2 separate regions of the Homo sapiens genome follow, and region 1 is linked to region 2. The links are chromatin loops, found by intact Hi-C in ENCODE. Cell type or tissue: OCI-LY7. All regions are shown on one strand. Each heading gives the region's core, and the rest is flanking DNA. Links, peaks and the distances in the headings are about the cores only. Region 1 has its middle 310 kb from the start of LINC02661. Region 2 overlaps LINC02661 (long intergenic non-protein coding RNA 2661).

Region 1 (8,340 bases), core at 47-8,046, 230 kb after region 2:
TAGCTAGGATTATCAGCATACACCACCACACCTGGCTAATTTTTGTATTTTCAGTAGAGACGAGGTTTCACCATGTTGGCCAGCTGGTCTCGAACTCCTGACCTCAGGTGATCCAACCACTTCGGCCTCCCAAAGTGCTGGGATTACAGGCGTGAGCCACCGTGCCTGGCTGGGATTTTTAATAAAAATTCTTCCTAAAATTTTGTAAGGAAACTTATAAGATATTAAAAAGAAGAAAAGTACCAAGTTGTGTGGAAGTCACCAAATCACGTAGTGCTAACTGACATCAGCAACATGGAAAGATGAGCTAAGAATATTCACACATCCCCATTTCATTTCCCAACTACCCTTTCTGTTCAATACCTCAGAAAGCTACAAAATGGAAAAATGCACATTTAGCTTCCCTAGTAGATTTGGAGAGGTCGATGTGATATAGTCCTGGCCAATAGTACATATAAGAATTGTGCAGTTTCTGCTTCTTGCCCTTACTCATCCTTGCTGGAATATATGATGCCTGGAGACACACTAGCCATTGGGAACCATGAGGTGACAACCATGAAGATAAGAAGCCAAAAAACTAAGGATGACAGAGTGGGCCAGAGAAAGGCCCCTGATGGCATCACTGAGCAGCTGTACTAGGTTTGGACTGCTGACATCTGAAATCCCTCTTAGTTGAGAAAAATAATATTTTAAATGTTTAAGTCACTTTAGGAACAATGACGATGTTTGTTCCTTGCAGCCAAGAAGATTCCTAACCAATATGACATTTAAAATGTTATTAATGTCCTCCAACATTAAGATGATTATTTTTTTCCCAGAAGAGGGCTGTTAATTGGTTTTAACTAGGAAGAAGCCTACTTCTTTTTTTATTCTAAATAAAAATACACCTCCCTCTTTTGCTCTTTATTTTCTTATGAGTTGACTTATTAGGGCTGTACTGGCCCCACCTCTAAAAGAAACTCAAAAGTGTAAGGACCCTGGCACTTCTTAAAATAAAATAAAATTCCAATCTTAAAAGGCTGATCAGGGAGGGAGAATCCTCACCCAGTGGCAGAGATGAGAGGAGGGAGATTCCTTAGGGATTAGGACAATCTTATGTGTAGGATGTGCATGAATCAGATTTCAGCGTTTAATCCATCATCCTTCTCTGAGTAGAGATCCTCCCTCATTAAGGGGCCTTGTGAACTTAAGTTTAATTTCACAAAGAATGCAGATGAGCTTCTTTATGTAAATCTGTAAGAATCTGAGAAGTGAAAACCCAAACTCCTGTTTAGATGCAGAGAGTCCAAGATACCTATATAAACTTCTAAGAGGAATTATAAAACTAAATATAAAAGAACAAGGGGCACAATAAAAAATTTTGTTCTAATCCTTCTAACTGGAAATGAAAAAGAGCCCAGAATCTGGCACAAAAAAACAAGATCCATTTTTTCCAGAGCAGAGGGGGCTTTGTAAGAACGTCCCCACCTGTAAGGCTCTGCCAATGCGACGTAGAAGCCCCTTGAAAACAGTATTTTAGGCCGGGAGCGGTAGCTCACGCCTGTAATCCCAGCACTTTGGGAGGCCGAGACAGGCGGATCACGAGGTCAGGAGATCGAGACCATCCTGGCTAACACGGTGAAACCCCGTCTCTACTAAAAATACAAAAAAAATTAGCCGGGCGTAGTGGTGGGTGCCTGTAGTCCCAGCTACTCGGGAGGCTGAGGCAGGAGAACGGTGTGAACCCAGGAGGAGGAGCTTGCAGTGAGCCGAGATGGCGCCACTGCACTCCAGCCTGGGCGACTGAGCCAGACGCCATCTCAAAAAAAAAAAAAAAAAAAAAAAAGGAAACAGTATTTCCACCTCTCTCCAATTCCAAGCCTGCATGGCTCCCTCAATATGGCTTATATTCATGAAATAGTTGTTATTAAAGATGATGCAAAAGGAATAAAACATTAGCTTATTTATTTTGATTCTCCCAACAAGAAAAACTGATAGCCTGATAATTATAAGGAAAAAGGAAAAAAAAGTTGTTTTTTTTTAAAAAGCATTTTTTCACATATTTCATATAAACAAATCTCAGTCATAAAATGAAATATAAATCTTTTATGTGCATGACCAATAGTTGGATGCAAATAACTGCATTCTGAAGCGAGATAATTTCATCCTTCAACCATACTGCTGAATAGAGAAATTGCAAATATTAACTTTCTGTGACAAACATTAACAATTTCATAAAGAAGGAATAGATTAATATTTTATCAAAAATGAGCTGAATATTTTCTTCCACTATTTCTTCAGCTAAGCAGAAATGTTGTCTGAGTTGAGAATCAGCCTAAAACAGATGCTTTGTTATGCACATCTCATTTTTTTAAATATGACTAATGTTATTCATTGTATAGAAGCTACTGAAGTTCCCACTGAAATAAGATTGATTTTGAATTTCTCTCAAGAAACTTCCTCTTTTATCAGTATTAATAAAATCGCTGTGCCTTAAATAATTCAATTTCCGTTTATTTTCCACCTGGAGAGCTTTAGAAACTTAAAAAAATCCACTAATTTTAGAAAACATAAGCATTGTTCCATTGGATAGTTTTTTTTTTCCTACTGTAGTTTTGTAAAATACATATTCTAAAAAAGGACTCAAGGACAAGGAAGCATTATAGTGTCTTCAAACAAATCCTTTTTGAGGAATAGAGAGTAATGACTTAAAGAATTTTGTGGAGGGTTCTGTCTGCAAATTGCAGCTAAAGTTGAACATGACTCTGGAAATAATTTTAGTCTCTGCTGGAAATTGGAAAATACAAGATTTTCTTACTTCCTATGCTCATCAGAATAAAGCATCTCTACAAACTACATTCTTAATCTTTTCTTATAATATGGCTGTATTGCTTTTATACGACATTAATAAATGATTTACCTTGCCACAAATAGAAGCTTAATGCAATGCTATTCCATTCATTCAATCTTTCATCAAACATTTATTAAGCATCTTCTGGCCAGGCACGGGGGTAATCCCAGTGCTTTGGGAGGCAGAGGTGGGCAAATCACAAGGTCAGGAGTTCGAGACCAACCTGGCCAACAGTGTTGGTGAAACCCCATCTCTACTAAAAATACAAAAAATTAGCCAGTCGTGGTGGCGGGTGCCTGTAATCCCAGCTACTAGGGAGGCTGAGGCAGGAGAATCACTTGAACCCGGGAGGCGGAGGTTGCGGTGAGCTGAGACTGTGCCGCAGCACTCCAGCCTGGGCAACAGAGCGAGACTCCATCTCAAAAATAAAAGAAAAAAAAAGTTCTCCAAATGTAGATTATTGACCACGAAGCATACTTCTTCCTGACAAATAGCTACATAAACAATAACTTAAACCCTACTATAATCTTTCCTGTATTTTGTGTGTGTGTGTGTGTGTGTGTTTGTGTGTGTGTGTGTGTGTATTATACAATACCCGCCTGTGTGATATAAAACAAATTTCATTATATGCAGAGGATGTTATTCAGCAAGTAACACAACCTCTTTGGACTTCATTTTCACCCATGTAAAATGAGAGAAACAAACTTAGAGTGTTGTGATGATTAGAGTTAATTTACTTTAAGTTTCTGTCATCTACTGGGTAGGCTGTCACAAAATTCTATCCTTATCTGTAAGTAAGAAATGTCTGACTTAAATTCTGTTGCTGATCTATGGAGCTGGGTGGGAGAAGGTTAACCTTTATTGTATATTCATTGCATTGAATGTCTTGGAACAAGTTCCTCTGTAAGAAATCCTTCTATAATCTCAAACTCAGAAATGAGTCCAATTATTCCATTCATTATCAAACATGAATATGCCTCCATCCAAGACTGATCCTTTTAGTAATACACTCAAGTAAAATGTTATATACTGATCTTCCTTGGGGAAGGGTGTAGAGTTTCAAACTACCAAGTGATTTTTAGCATTTGGTCTTGATTTCTCACAATGTCTTAATGACAGAAGGAGAATGACAGAAGGGGAAAAAATGTTTCTTTTCTTTTGTTGTTTCATTAGAAGCAAGTAATACCATGAAAAAATGTTTCAAATCTTCCTCTTAAATATTTACCAAAACACCTACATGATTGATGTTCTCTGAACGTCTCTGAATGTATCTGAATGTCTGAATGTATCTCTGAAATGATTAACTGCTACTTCTCAGGAATTCACAGATGGGCTCAGAAGGTGATGATGGGTGCATGAGACAAATTCTAAAAATGAATACATAGATATTATCCCATGAACACAGAAAATATATTTTGATAATAAGTGATATTTTATGTACCACTTATAAGTTCCAGGTGTCCCAAACAGAAACTGATATAATGCATAAACTTATTTGGAGGAATATATAGTTCATACGACAGCATTTGGTTGATTTATTAAGGCACCTAGGTAAAGTCACATGCAAATTCTTGTCAAGAAAGGAAACACCATAATCTTTAAGACCATCACTTAGAAATAAAAATAAATTATATAAGGGATGCTATTTGGGCAAAGGGTTAAGGCTATAAATTTGAATATGTGGCTAATATTTCTTAAATTATTTTTCTCTAGGCACAACTGTAATGCCTTCTGCATTGAGACATGTCTACAATAAACATGGTCCAACTGGATTACCAACTGCACCATAGACACAGTACCTGAATTAAATAGCAGAAGATAAGAGACTTGAATATTTGTAGCCTTTGAACATATTCTTCTGAGATAGGACATTCTTTGTTCCCTAAACTTGTATGGGACATTAGAGTTTCCTACCCAGTATGTCCCAGTGCTCAAACTATTTTTTATTATCTTCAGAGTTTTTCTTTCTGTCTTAATTAAAAGAGTAGTTTTTACAGAGCTACAGAATAAATAAAACTCTGACGTATTTTCACATTCACACGTTGAACATTTCATGTACGTTTGACAGTTCAATATTAAACCTAAATTCCCTTCCCCCACCATAAATTATGAAGCATATATTGCCATCTAGCGTCCTTCTGAAATGACACTTCTGCCAAGATTATGAAATAAAACATGTTCAGCCAGACAAAGGAGATGTAAAACTTTTGCAAGGGGATATCTTGGATTTGTATGTTTCAAAAATATTTTTGCTGAAACTCACAGAATGATCCAACGAAAGTGTCGTAAGATCAGTGTCTTCATCATCTCACTGAAAGATAGAGAGTTCCAGATTTGGTTACTTAGGAAGCATAGTGATGTCAACTATGATTCAGGTGCTTCTCTTTCCACTCAAATCTTGAGCACGTTGGCTTAAATCCTCAGGCTAACGCCCTCATAATCACCAAATGCTGCTACTCCTCCATGTATCATATTTTTGCCTAATCATACCTGAGGGAAGAAAGTGGGCAATCCCCTTGTATATGTCTTTGCCAGACAGTCTTCCATCCTCACAATTGTACCTTTTCCCTTAGGTCTGACTGCATGGATTAGATCACTGTTTATGCCCTAAAGCCAAGGAAATCTGAGCAAGCAAATGCACAATCTGGAATTTTCCATCTATCATAAGCGCTTATTAAAGAAGAAGTAGAGGTTAATCACCCATGTTGGAAAGAGTAAAAATGACAAAAGAGAGAAAGAAACAGTTTCAAGTGGCCTAGGTAATGAGCTTTACTTTTCGTATTTCAACATTCCATAGAAAGGGTCCTGGACATATTACTGAGATGTGTACACTGGGGAAAGGGTGCGTACTGAGAAAAAGAGAAAGGTACAAAATGAGATAGACCTAGAAGGATCCCCACAAAAGCATTTCTATGATGGAATATTGCATTTGGCCAAGAATAAAAAAAATGATCCTGAAACATTCAAAGGACATGAATTACTGGGACTCTGCAAAAGGCCAAGTGAACTGCAACATGAGAGTCCATGCAGTGTCCATTTCTCATGGGTATGCCTGATTTAATACACAGAAAACTCAGCAGTGAAAGAGACCTTGGATGCAGCTCACAATCTGCATGGCAACTTGGCAGGTACCAGGAAGTTCTGAATTCCTAATCTTGCACTGTGTGTCCTACATGTAAGACACACAAAAAAGGGGCTTTGGCACTGGCATTCAGATGGTCAGTCTATACATGTGAAAATTGAGGCCTGAAGAAATCAACAGGGTTTCTGTCAAAGATTAGCATTAGCGGCCAGGCACAGTGGCTCACGCCTGTAATCCCAGTAATTTGGGAGGCCGAGGCAGGTGGATCACCTGAGGTCAGGAGTTCAAGACCAGCCTGGGCAACATGGTGAAACACCATCTCTACTAAAAATACAAAAAAAGTAGCTGGGCATGGTGGCACGTGCCTATATTCACAGCTACTTGGGAGGTTGAGGCAGGAGAATCGCTTGAACCTGGGAGGTGGAGGTTGCAGTGAGCCGAGATTGTGCCATTGCACTCCAGGCTGGGTGACAGAGCAAGACTCTGTCTCAAAAAAAAAAAAAAGATTAGCATTAGCTTATTTTTCAAAAGTAGTTGTTCTGTATTTCTGTATTCATGCATTTAGTGTTTTATTCCAATGACTGAAAGTAGTGTTTATCTAAATTTCTTCTATTTACACTATGCTCTGGGGACTGGAAATGTCTTGGGATAGTTTAGAATTTGAAAAGGTACTCAGACATATTTTGACATAAAACAATCACATAATCATACAGTATCATTCTGAATGAAAACAGTGGTAACAAACACCAATTCTCTTATGTGATATAGAACAAAACTTCAGCCTTGAGAAAGGCATTAACTCATCCAGTGTCCCTTGGTGATAAAATAGAGCTGCTGGGTTTAAAATTTAGGTATTTTAATTCCAATCCAGCACTCTGTTCACTACGTTGTCTCCAAAATTGTACAGGATATTTGTTAAGAGTTTGGGATTTGGAGACAGACTTGCATATGAATACTCAGTCTGCCACTCAGTGTCTGTTGATTTAAAATGACAAATTTAATGTCTCTGAGATGTGGGTCCATCATCTGTCAAATATGAATGTAAATAAAAACTATCTTGTAGGAAATTTGAGAAAATAAAATGCAGTCTCTATAATATGGCATTGGAAGCCCACGCGTATGGTGCTTCCAAATGTTAACGTTAGTCATTAGCTCTGTCAGGACTCTATTTTCAGGAGTTGTGTGTGGCCCTTGGGGATTCTATGGGAATTTAGGGCCTATCTAATTTAATCCATAACCATTATACCGAAGTCCTGTGGCTCAGTGTAAAAGTATGATTATGTAGCCCAACCGTGTGGATGCCTATATTAGTGGTGCCATTTTTTATTTTTACAGATTGCAAAAGTAACTTCGAGCAAGTGATTTAACCTCTCTTTGCCTCAGATTCTGGAACTCTCAAATGAGTATTATAAAAGTATCTATTCCATAGGGTTTTTGCAGGGATTACATGAGTTAATAATGTATAGAGTTTAGAACAGTGCTTGGCAAGTGGTAGGTTCTATATAAGTACTATTTTTGCTTTTTGTAGTTAATATTATAATCAATTATGAAACTATCTCATTGGCATCTTCACCCTAATTCCAGAATGGACATTCTAAATTGCAATTTCTATTAAAACAAAACAAAGCAAAACACTCAAACCTTCATGGATGAGCAACTCTTTTTAGTTCTAGGAGCCTCCAGTCCCTACAATGGCACACACTGTGTAATAGGGGAATGGTAGCACGGCACGGTCTGTCCTGGGAAGCCTCCTCAACAACCTGCGATCCTCTGCCCACAAGCACTGTTGATCTCAGCTGTATCAGACACATCATTGCTTTGGTTCCTCCTTCATACACAGCAGCCCTGGATCAGACAAGTGTCCAGATTCCAGAAAGCCTAGATATCAGCTGAGGAAGTACAAACTATTCTAAGACAGAAAGAAACATCTGTAGTCGTCAGCTGGTTCATTTAAATACACAATAAAGTATCCCAGAAAGACTTGTAGTGAGGCTTAACCTTGAAGAATTAGAAACTTTAAACTATTCCACATTAGAGGGTAGGAAAAAATACTGCCCACCTTTTCTTACAAGCCACACTGGGCGTGGTGGCTCAGATCTGTAATCCCAGCACTTTGGGAGGCCGAGGCAGGTGAATCACTTGAGGTCTGAAGTTCAAGACCAGCTGGCTCAACATGGTAAAACCCTGTCTCTACTAAAAATACAAAAATTAGCTGGGCGTGGTGGCACACATCTGTAATCCCAGGTACTCTGGAGGCTGAGGCAGGAGAATCGCTTGAACCTGGGAGGCAGAGGTTGCAGTCAGCCGAGATCGTGCCACTGCACTCCAGTCTAGGCAAGAGAGAAAGACTCTGCCAAAAAAACAAACAAAGAAACAAAAAGAAAACACCACACTAGCAAGACTTTATGTCTGAAGTGCTCATTTTCTC
Region 2 (8,340 bases), core at 113-8,112:
AGTTTATTCATTATTTGGCTCTAAGCTTGCCTATTGTTGGTGTTTAGAAATGTTAGCAATTATTGCACAATATTTTGTATACTTAGTCTTTGTTGAAGTTGCTTATCAGCTGAAGAAGATTTTGAGCTGAGACAATGGGGTTTTTTAGATATAGTATCATGTCATCTACAAACAAAGACTTCATCTCCTCCTATTTGAATGCCCAGGACCAGATGGGATCAGAGCTGAATTCTAGTGGCACAAAGAAGAGCTGGTACCACTTATAATGAAACTATTTCAAAAAATTGAAAAGGAGAGACTCCTCCCTAACTTATTCTATGGGGTCAGCATCATTCTGATACCCAATCCTGGCAGAGATATAACAACAATAAAAAATCTTCAAGCCAATATCCTTGATGAACAGCATTGCAAAAATCCTCAAATAAATCCTGGCAAACTGAGTTCCAAAGCACATCAAAAAGCTTATCCGGTACAATCAAGTAGGCTTCATTCCTGGGATGCAAGTTTGGTTCAACATACAGAAATTAATGAATGTGATTTATCACATAAAATAACTAAAGACAAAAAACCACGATTATCTCAATAGATGCAGAAAGGTCTTCAATAAAATTCAACATCCCTTTATGTTAAAAACACTCAATAAATTAAGCATTGAAGGAACATACCTCAAAACAATAAGAGGCATATATAAGAGACCCACAGCCAATATCATATTGAGCGGGCAAAAGGTGGGAGCATTACTCCTGAAAACTGGCACACAACAAGGATGCCCTCTCTCACAACTCCTAGTCAACATAGTACTGGATGTTCTGGCCAGGGCAATTAGGCAAGAGAAAGACATTATTTATTTTCAGTACCCTCAATTTGTCGTTGAACTGATTTTTATATCACATAATTTTAATTCTTACTTCACTCATATACACAAATATGGTTAACTTTTTTCCCACTAATTCCAAAGTCTTTCACCAAATTTCTTTATAATTTGCCCCTACGCTTCTTTTCCATGTTAATCTTTCCTTCCTATCATTCAAAATAACAACCTGAGTTATGAAATATACGCTAATTTGTAGGGCTAGATAAATTATTAAACATCTATTCCATAATGAAGTACCATGCACTTTTTTAAAAAATAAAAAAGTTCCATATATTATTATGGATTTACCACTGGGATATATTGTTAAATGAAAAACATACAATCAATATGCATGTTTCTGAAAGTGAGAAAAAAAATGACATCTGCTGAAGAATACAAATAAACTAATAACATTGGTTTCCTCTAGGGAAGAAAGCCTGACAGCTGGAATTTGAGATAAGTGGCACGTGGCAGAATTTCTACTTTGTAACTTTTGTACCTACTGAATTTTGAACAATAAAAATGCATTATCTATTCAAAAAATAAACATAACTGCATTTAATTAAATATAATTTCAAAAACTGAATTCAATATGAATCATTATGTCCTTGGATTACCATTTTAGAACAATGTTTCTCTTACATGCTAGGAGGATGTCTCAGGGAGACTCTGAAATTCAAGTCAGAGGATGCTGTGAGGCTCTCAGCCAGGCTAGACAGGAGGGAAGACAAGAGTAGAGAGAAGTAAATAGGAAATGTTCTTGGGAGCTCACAGTGGGGAACTTCTTCCCTACAACTGGAAAGCATCTGAAAGTTACCCTATAGCCACACCCTCTCTTAATAAAGATCGCTCCCTTCAAATAAGAAATAATAAAGATGAAGGCAGTATCAAAAAATTAGTTCAAACTATCCTTTTAAGAGAGAAGAAGGCTCTCTTTATTCTTTCAAATATTCTTTAAGTCTACTAGAATAGATAGTGAAAAAGAATAACCATTGAAAAGTACATATCAGTATTTAGGAACATTTATATCAATGCCCTTCACTAATGCAGTTTTAAAGACTTTTTTTTCTTAGTGCCATGATCTTTGTCAATATAAGTGAGGAGAGAGGATGAATGTATGTGAAGATTTCTTTTTAAAGGTGAAAAGAAATGATGATCTGCAAGGCCTAGGAAAAAAACAAATAATATACTGTGTTAATAATTGTGCCAGCAAATTGACAAAATTCATATCTCTCAGGAAACCTAAGGAGTGGTAATCCTGATTTCCCTTCTGCAGGGAGATTTTCTTGAGCTCTTTAATTTTTATGTCCTAGGAAATAATTTATTTCTCACATGTATTGAAATTCTTATAGTTGCAAAGGGCTATATCAAGATTGAATTAATTATTTCAATGATTAAGGATATGGTTTTCAATTCACTCTACTTAACTACTTCTTACTGGGATTAAAGCCAGGGAGTCATTTTAAAGGAATAATGTTGTCTCAACCTTAACATTTTAAAAGAGGAGTGTGATGCTGTTACTTTGTCTTATACAAAATCACAGCCACTTAACCACAGAGATATATTTGAGTTCAAATACCTGCCCCAGAAAATGCCAACTACTGTGGAGAAGAGACAGGGAATGACTTGAATACTTTAACCAGCTGGTAAAACATATGTTGAAAATAAAAATGGGAAAAATGGTTGAGAACTCACCATGAACTCAACTTTGGGCCTCACATAGTTTATTAGTTTTCATATTCATTTTCTATTTAGTAAATTATCATTTTTTCCATAATAAAATCCTTATTTTTGATAACCGTTACAATCTTTGACCTCTTCAAAATGTCTTTACTAGACACACTAAAAAACCTTCTAAGAGGCCAACCCTGAGCTAATTTCTAAGAAAAAGAGAACTTCTTCATTTCCTCTCCAGTATAGAAAAGACAAATATCATCAGCGTTCTGCATAGTAGAACCAGTCTATAGATGCCTGATTACTCTCTGAAAGACTCCACACTTCAGATCAGCCACATGAAGCACATATGATGATACCAATTACTACAGATCCTGGAAGATAAGATAGGGTGAGGGCAATCGGACACTTTTCCTGAATTCTCATAGGGTGACTGGGAGGTTACTGTGGCTCTTGTCTGCTATTACTCACTTACAGGAGCATTTGGAGAAACTATGCATGACATTGCACTGACTTCTAGGAGTTAAGAAGAAATCACTTAGGCAGATAGTAAGGGTATGGGAGACTTCAGTAACTTTACTTTTTAATGAAAAGCAGCCCCAAATCATTTTCTAACAAAGAGTAGCCTGTAAAGTCGAGCTGCAACTGTAGACAAGCCAGCTGGGAACTTGCATGGGTGAATGCTGGCAGGAACTAGGGACTAGACATGTTCAAGATGGAAGCTCTATCTTTGCTTCTCTGCCAGCCACGTGTACAGTAAGAAGCAGACAAGATGGCACTGGCCAAGGGAAGAATTCATTTGTGTAATAAGATTATGGTGGGGCAACCAGCCTTCTGTATGCACTATGTAAACATCATACCTGATTGAACCTATCTGTGAGTCCTGTGTAAATCAGACATTGCTTCCTCTCAAGCCAGACTATAAAATCCAGTGCATCTGCCACCAGCCGATCTTCCCTCTTGGAAGTCCCCTCTCCCTTACTAGAGAGAGAATGCTGTTTTCCTTTCTCTTTCTTCTGCCTATTAAACCTCTACTCCTAAACTCCTTGTGTGTGTCAGTGTTCTAAATTTTCCTAGCATGAGATGACGAACCCCAGGTATACAACACAGACAACGTAGCTGTTTCATATTGGGGACCTCATCCAGGATACCAAGTTACAACAGTCATCAAAATGGTGAGTAGAGGAGTGAACTCCAACTCTGTCCTTTCATTTTGGGGCTCTTGGACTCCATTTTAAAACCAAATCAAACCAAATACTGGGCCACCTTTAGCCATTTAAAAATGAGTAGCATGGATGCTAGCCTTATAAGACTTAGGGGACAGGCTTGCTGGGGAGAACATAGAGAATGCCCCAGTACCCGTGTGTTGCTGAGCATGTTGGCCATATTTGTATCAGCTTCCTTTCATGGAAGACAGCCATCACTTGAGGCTGGAAGAGGTTCTGGGGCAACTGAGGATTTCTGGCTACCCCCCGGTGTTATCCAAAGACATCTGGACTGACACCAGCCTCCAACTGCCTTATGGGGTGTCAGCAACAAGATCTCCAACTTTTCTATCATAATTTCCTCCTTTCCTTTCCGCAACCACCATATCGTCTATCCTCTCTGTGTATGCAATGTGTGGGAAGTTTTACGGTTCAGGGAAGTAATCTTGTTAGGCAAGATCAGGGAATGCATAGTAACTGGGGAAGGGAAGGCATCTTTCTGATTTTCTACAGAGGGTCCCCTCCACCACAGTGAGCATCACTCTTTGCCCTTGGTCTAGAGAGCACAAGTCATTTTCAGATTCTCTCTGCCCTCGATCTGGAGAGTGCATCACACTTCCAGGTCTCTCTCTGCAGTTGGTCTGGAGAGCACATGGCATTTCTAGGTATCTCTTTGCCTTTGGTCTGGAGAGCACATGGCATGTCAAGGTCTCTCTCCCATTGGTCTGGAGAGTACATGGCATTTCAAGGTCAACAGCACCACCTAGTGGAAGAGGGAACCTGTCCATGAGGCACATTGTCAGTCCTTTACCTAAATATTCTATCTTCCCAATTATCTTCCCCTTTTGCTCCTTTCTACTAGAAATTAGGCTTCATGTTGCTTCTATAAACCAGAAAATCCTGCCTTCAACAACTAGGAGTAAAATATTCTCCAAAGCCAAATTTTAGTCTTGATACTGTTCCATAGCAGGAAAATGGCCATTTGGTCCCTCCATTCTTTTAAGGCACCTATTCCTCCTCGAATTAGAATGGTACTTAATTAGTAAGGGGATTTTAAGTTTGGAAGTTAACCAGAACCATTCTCTAAGGGTAAATGCTTTAGTATGCTATACTAAATCATATTTAAATTTAGCATACTAAATTATCTGGCTATAATAGCAGGATACAGACCTCAAACCAGTATACTTCCACCATTAAAGAAGGAAGTGCAAAAGTTGCCCAAATGTAATTGTCACATAGTCTCTCCCAAGATCCATTCTTTTGAGGAGCCAGGCGGGTCACACAAGTCTAGGAAGTCAAAGGGAAATCACAGGCAGAGGACTAGATCTGCATGGGTGAGTGTGACTAATCCCAATATCTTAGTTCCTCTGGTTCCATGGCTGGGGGTCACACCTGGAACGATGGGCATTGCATCTAACAAGGTGCGGGGACCCAGGAACCAAGGAAGGAAAACAGCAGGGGGGCCGTGCCCATCGTCTTCCTCTCCACCCTGGGTCACAACAAAAGGAAGGAGACTAAAGGGATGCCTTTTTCTCACTTCTCTTTCTAGATGGGTAAGAGATTATCTTCAGCCTATACCCCTCTGGAGTGCATTCTGAAGCACTGGGATTCCTTTGACCCTATGACTTTGAAAAAAAAAAGTGGCTCATTTTCTTTTGCACAAGGGCTTTACCTTCTTACCCTCTTGAACCAGCCTGGCCTTTGGAAGGGAGCCTTAATTTTAATATCCAACAGGTAGGTCTTTTCTGCAGATGGGAGGGAAAATGGTCCAAGGTACCTTATATACAGGCTTTCTTTGCCCTGTGAGACAACCCAGACTTTTGCAAGTGTTGCACAATCAACCCAGCCCTTTTAGCAATAGTATTAGGCAGCCCCAAATGGAATGATTCCCCAAGACTAGAAAAGCAACTTCTGGGGAAACCACCTGAGGCAGCTATTGAGTCCGCGAGCCCTTCCAGTCCCCCTTATCTAAGACCACCTCCAACAATGCCACCAGCTCTTCCACCTCTGCCATTTCCAAAATTCTCCACTCCCCCACCCTCACTCTGACCCAGACAGGAAGTGCCCAATGGAGGTGATGTCACTAGGATTCAAGTTCCCTTCTCATTGTATGACCTTAGGCAAGTAAAGGGAGACTTAGGCTGATTTTCTGACCCTGACAGGTATATAGAGGCCTTCCAAAATGTAACTCACATATTTTACCTCTCATGGTGGTATGTTACGCTGCTCCTAAGCCAAACTCTAACCATAACTGAGAAGCAGGCAGCTCTGCAGGCAGTAGAGAAATTCAGAGAGGAGCAAAATGTCTCCTACAGTCGGCCTAAGAGGAAAGGAGAAAATAGGGAAGGCAAAGAGATAATGGAAACACCATTCTCAAATGGAAAAGGAAGTAGAAGGAAGTAGTTCCTCTAGACAATGCTAATTGGAACCCCTATGATGCTACAGATGAATGGAAAAGGAAACATTTTTTAATGTGCATATTGGAGGGCCTATGAAGAACTACAATCAATCCTCTTAATTACTCTGTCTGTGATAGATCAAAAGCCAGATGAGAATCCTGCAGCCTTTATAGAAGGACTGAGAGAGGCTCTAATAAAGCACACCTCCCTATCCTCTGAGTCAGTGGAGGGACAGCTAATCCTAAAGGACAAGGTTATTACACAGGCAGCTCTTGATACTAGAAGGAAACTATAGAAGTAGGCTTTAGGACCAGATAGCACTTTAGAGAACATCCTGAAGGTGACTACCTCAGTCTTTTATAACAGGGACCAGGAGGGGGACCAGCAGTAGACCAGGAGAAAGAGAGGAAGCAAAAGAGAGGGTCAGAGGCTCTAGTAGCTGCCTTATAGGCTTGCAAAGCCTAGGATCCCTGAGGTGCATCCACCAGTTGCTATCAGTGTGGCAAGTCAGGGCACATTAAGAAAACACACCCAGGCAGCAAGAAGAAACCACCACAACCCTGTCCAGCATGTGGTGGGGACCACTGGAAATTGGACTGCCCCCAGAGATGAAGGTTACTGGGTTCAGAACCAGTCTCATGGATGGACCAACAGGACTGATGGCTCCCGGGGTTGGAACCCCCAGATCCAGTGGCTCAAACTTCATTACAGCACAGGAGCCCTAGAGGAAATTGAAGGAAGGAAGATAGATCTCCTTCTAGACACTGGAGCCAGGCTCTCTCTTCTCCTCTCTAATCCAGGCCTTCCTTCTTCCCATAGCACAACTGTGAGCGGTGTCTCAGGAAAAACTCTAATTTGATACTTTTCTCAACCCCTTAGTTGCAAATGGGGAAATCTACTATTTGCACATGCCTTTTTAATCGTGCTAGAAAGTCTCACTCATTTATTAGGTAGAGGCATTTTAGCTCATATGGGGACCAGCCTCCTTATGGCCCCAGGACAATCTCTTTGTCTCCTCCTAGTGGAAGCTGATATCAATCCAGAAGTGTGGGCAACTCAATGAAGTCTTAAGTGAAACATGCTGCTTCTGGATCTCTAGTCAAGTAGAAGAAAACCTACAGATGCTTTAAGATCAAGTTAAAAATCACTGACCAGTTAAGAGAAAATGCAAGCTCCAGCCCTGAATTACTACAAAACCTCTTTAATGAATTCCAGTCTTCTTTGTGGAACTGGTCAGCTCCATTATTAAACCCCTTCTTGCTCAAATGTTTTATACTAATGTTTGGACCTTGGCTACTGAATACTGTAACTCAAATAGTACCCTCTCACCTAGAAGCAATCCAACTTCAAATGGTGCTGTAGACCGAACGATGCATGGGCACACCTTTCTTCCAAGGACCCTTAGATCACCCGCAGGAGGAGCCCTCGCTGCTGTTCTCCACACAATGCCCCTTTTCAGCAGGAAGTAGCCAGAAAGAGTCATCACCCAAAACCCCCTAACAGCAGTTACGGTTACCACTCCTGAGGAGGGAAAGCTACAGGAGTTAAGAAGAAATCACTTAGGCAGATAGTGAGGGTAGGGGAGCCCTCAGTTGGGCTTTTCTTTTTAATAAAAAGCAGCTCCAAATCATTTTCTAACAAAGAGTAGCCTGTAAAGTCGAGCTGCAGACATAGACAAGCAAGCTGGGAGCTTGCATGGGTGAATGTTGGCAGGAACTATGGACTAGACATGTTCAAGATGGTGGCTCCATCTTCGCTTCTCTGCCAGCCATGTGTACAGTAAGAAGCAGACAAGATGGCACTGGCCAAGGGAAGAATTAATTTGCATAATAAGGTTAGGGTGGAGCAACAAGCCTTCTCCACGAGCTATGTAAATGTCATACCTGATGGAACTAATCTGTGAGCCCTATGTAAATCAGACACTGCTTCCTCAAGCCGTACTATAAAATCTAGTGCATCCGCTGCCAGCCAGTCTTTCCTCTTGGAAGTCCCCTCTTTCTCACTAGAGAGAAAGCTGCTTTCCTTTCTCTTTCTTCTTCCTAAACCACTGTTTCTAAACTCCTCATATGTGTCTGTATCCTAAATTTTCCTGGCATGAGACAACAAACCCAAGGTATATACCCCAGACAACGTAGCCACTTCAAAACCCACCTATGTCTAGGTAGTGATCCCATGCTGAACTGCCAATTATCCCTACTGCATTTGTTGT

What was found. A loop is a pair of places that touch in the nucleus more often than their neighbours do. Peaks named below come from ENCODE experiments on the same cell type or tissue, not always from the same donor. Only the 100,000 strongest peaks of a DNase experiment are listed, where the experiment ranks them.
Region 1: a loop joins it to region 2, with 2.0 times the contacts of the local background. A loop is called at or near these places in 2 of 110 quality-filtered maps.

The regions. Positions count from the first base shown.
Region 1 is chr10:109,014,127-109,022,466 of GRCh38, forward strand. No RefSeq gene overlaps it. Among named protein-coding and RNA genes, the nearest start is that of LINC02661, 310 kb to the left of the region's middle. In OCI-LY7, for the core only: a CTCF peak has its summit at 4,952 (motif pointing left); no DNase peak of the experiment used is centred there.
Region 2 is chr10:108,779,646-108,787,985 of GRCh38, forward strand. All of the region lies in intron 3 of LINC02661 (long intergenic non-protein coding RNA 2661), which reads left to right. Among named protein-coding and RNA genes, the nearest start is that of LINC02661, 75 kb to the left of the region's middle. In OCI-LY7, for the core only: CTCF peaks have their summits at 4,502 (motif pointing left), 4,706 and 7,147 (motif pointing left); a DNase peak (open chromatin) is centred at 4,476.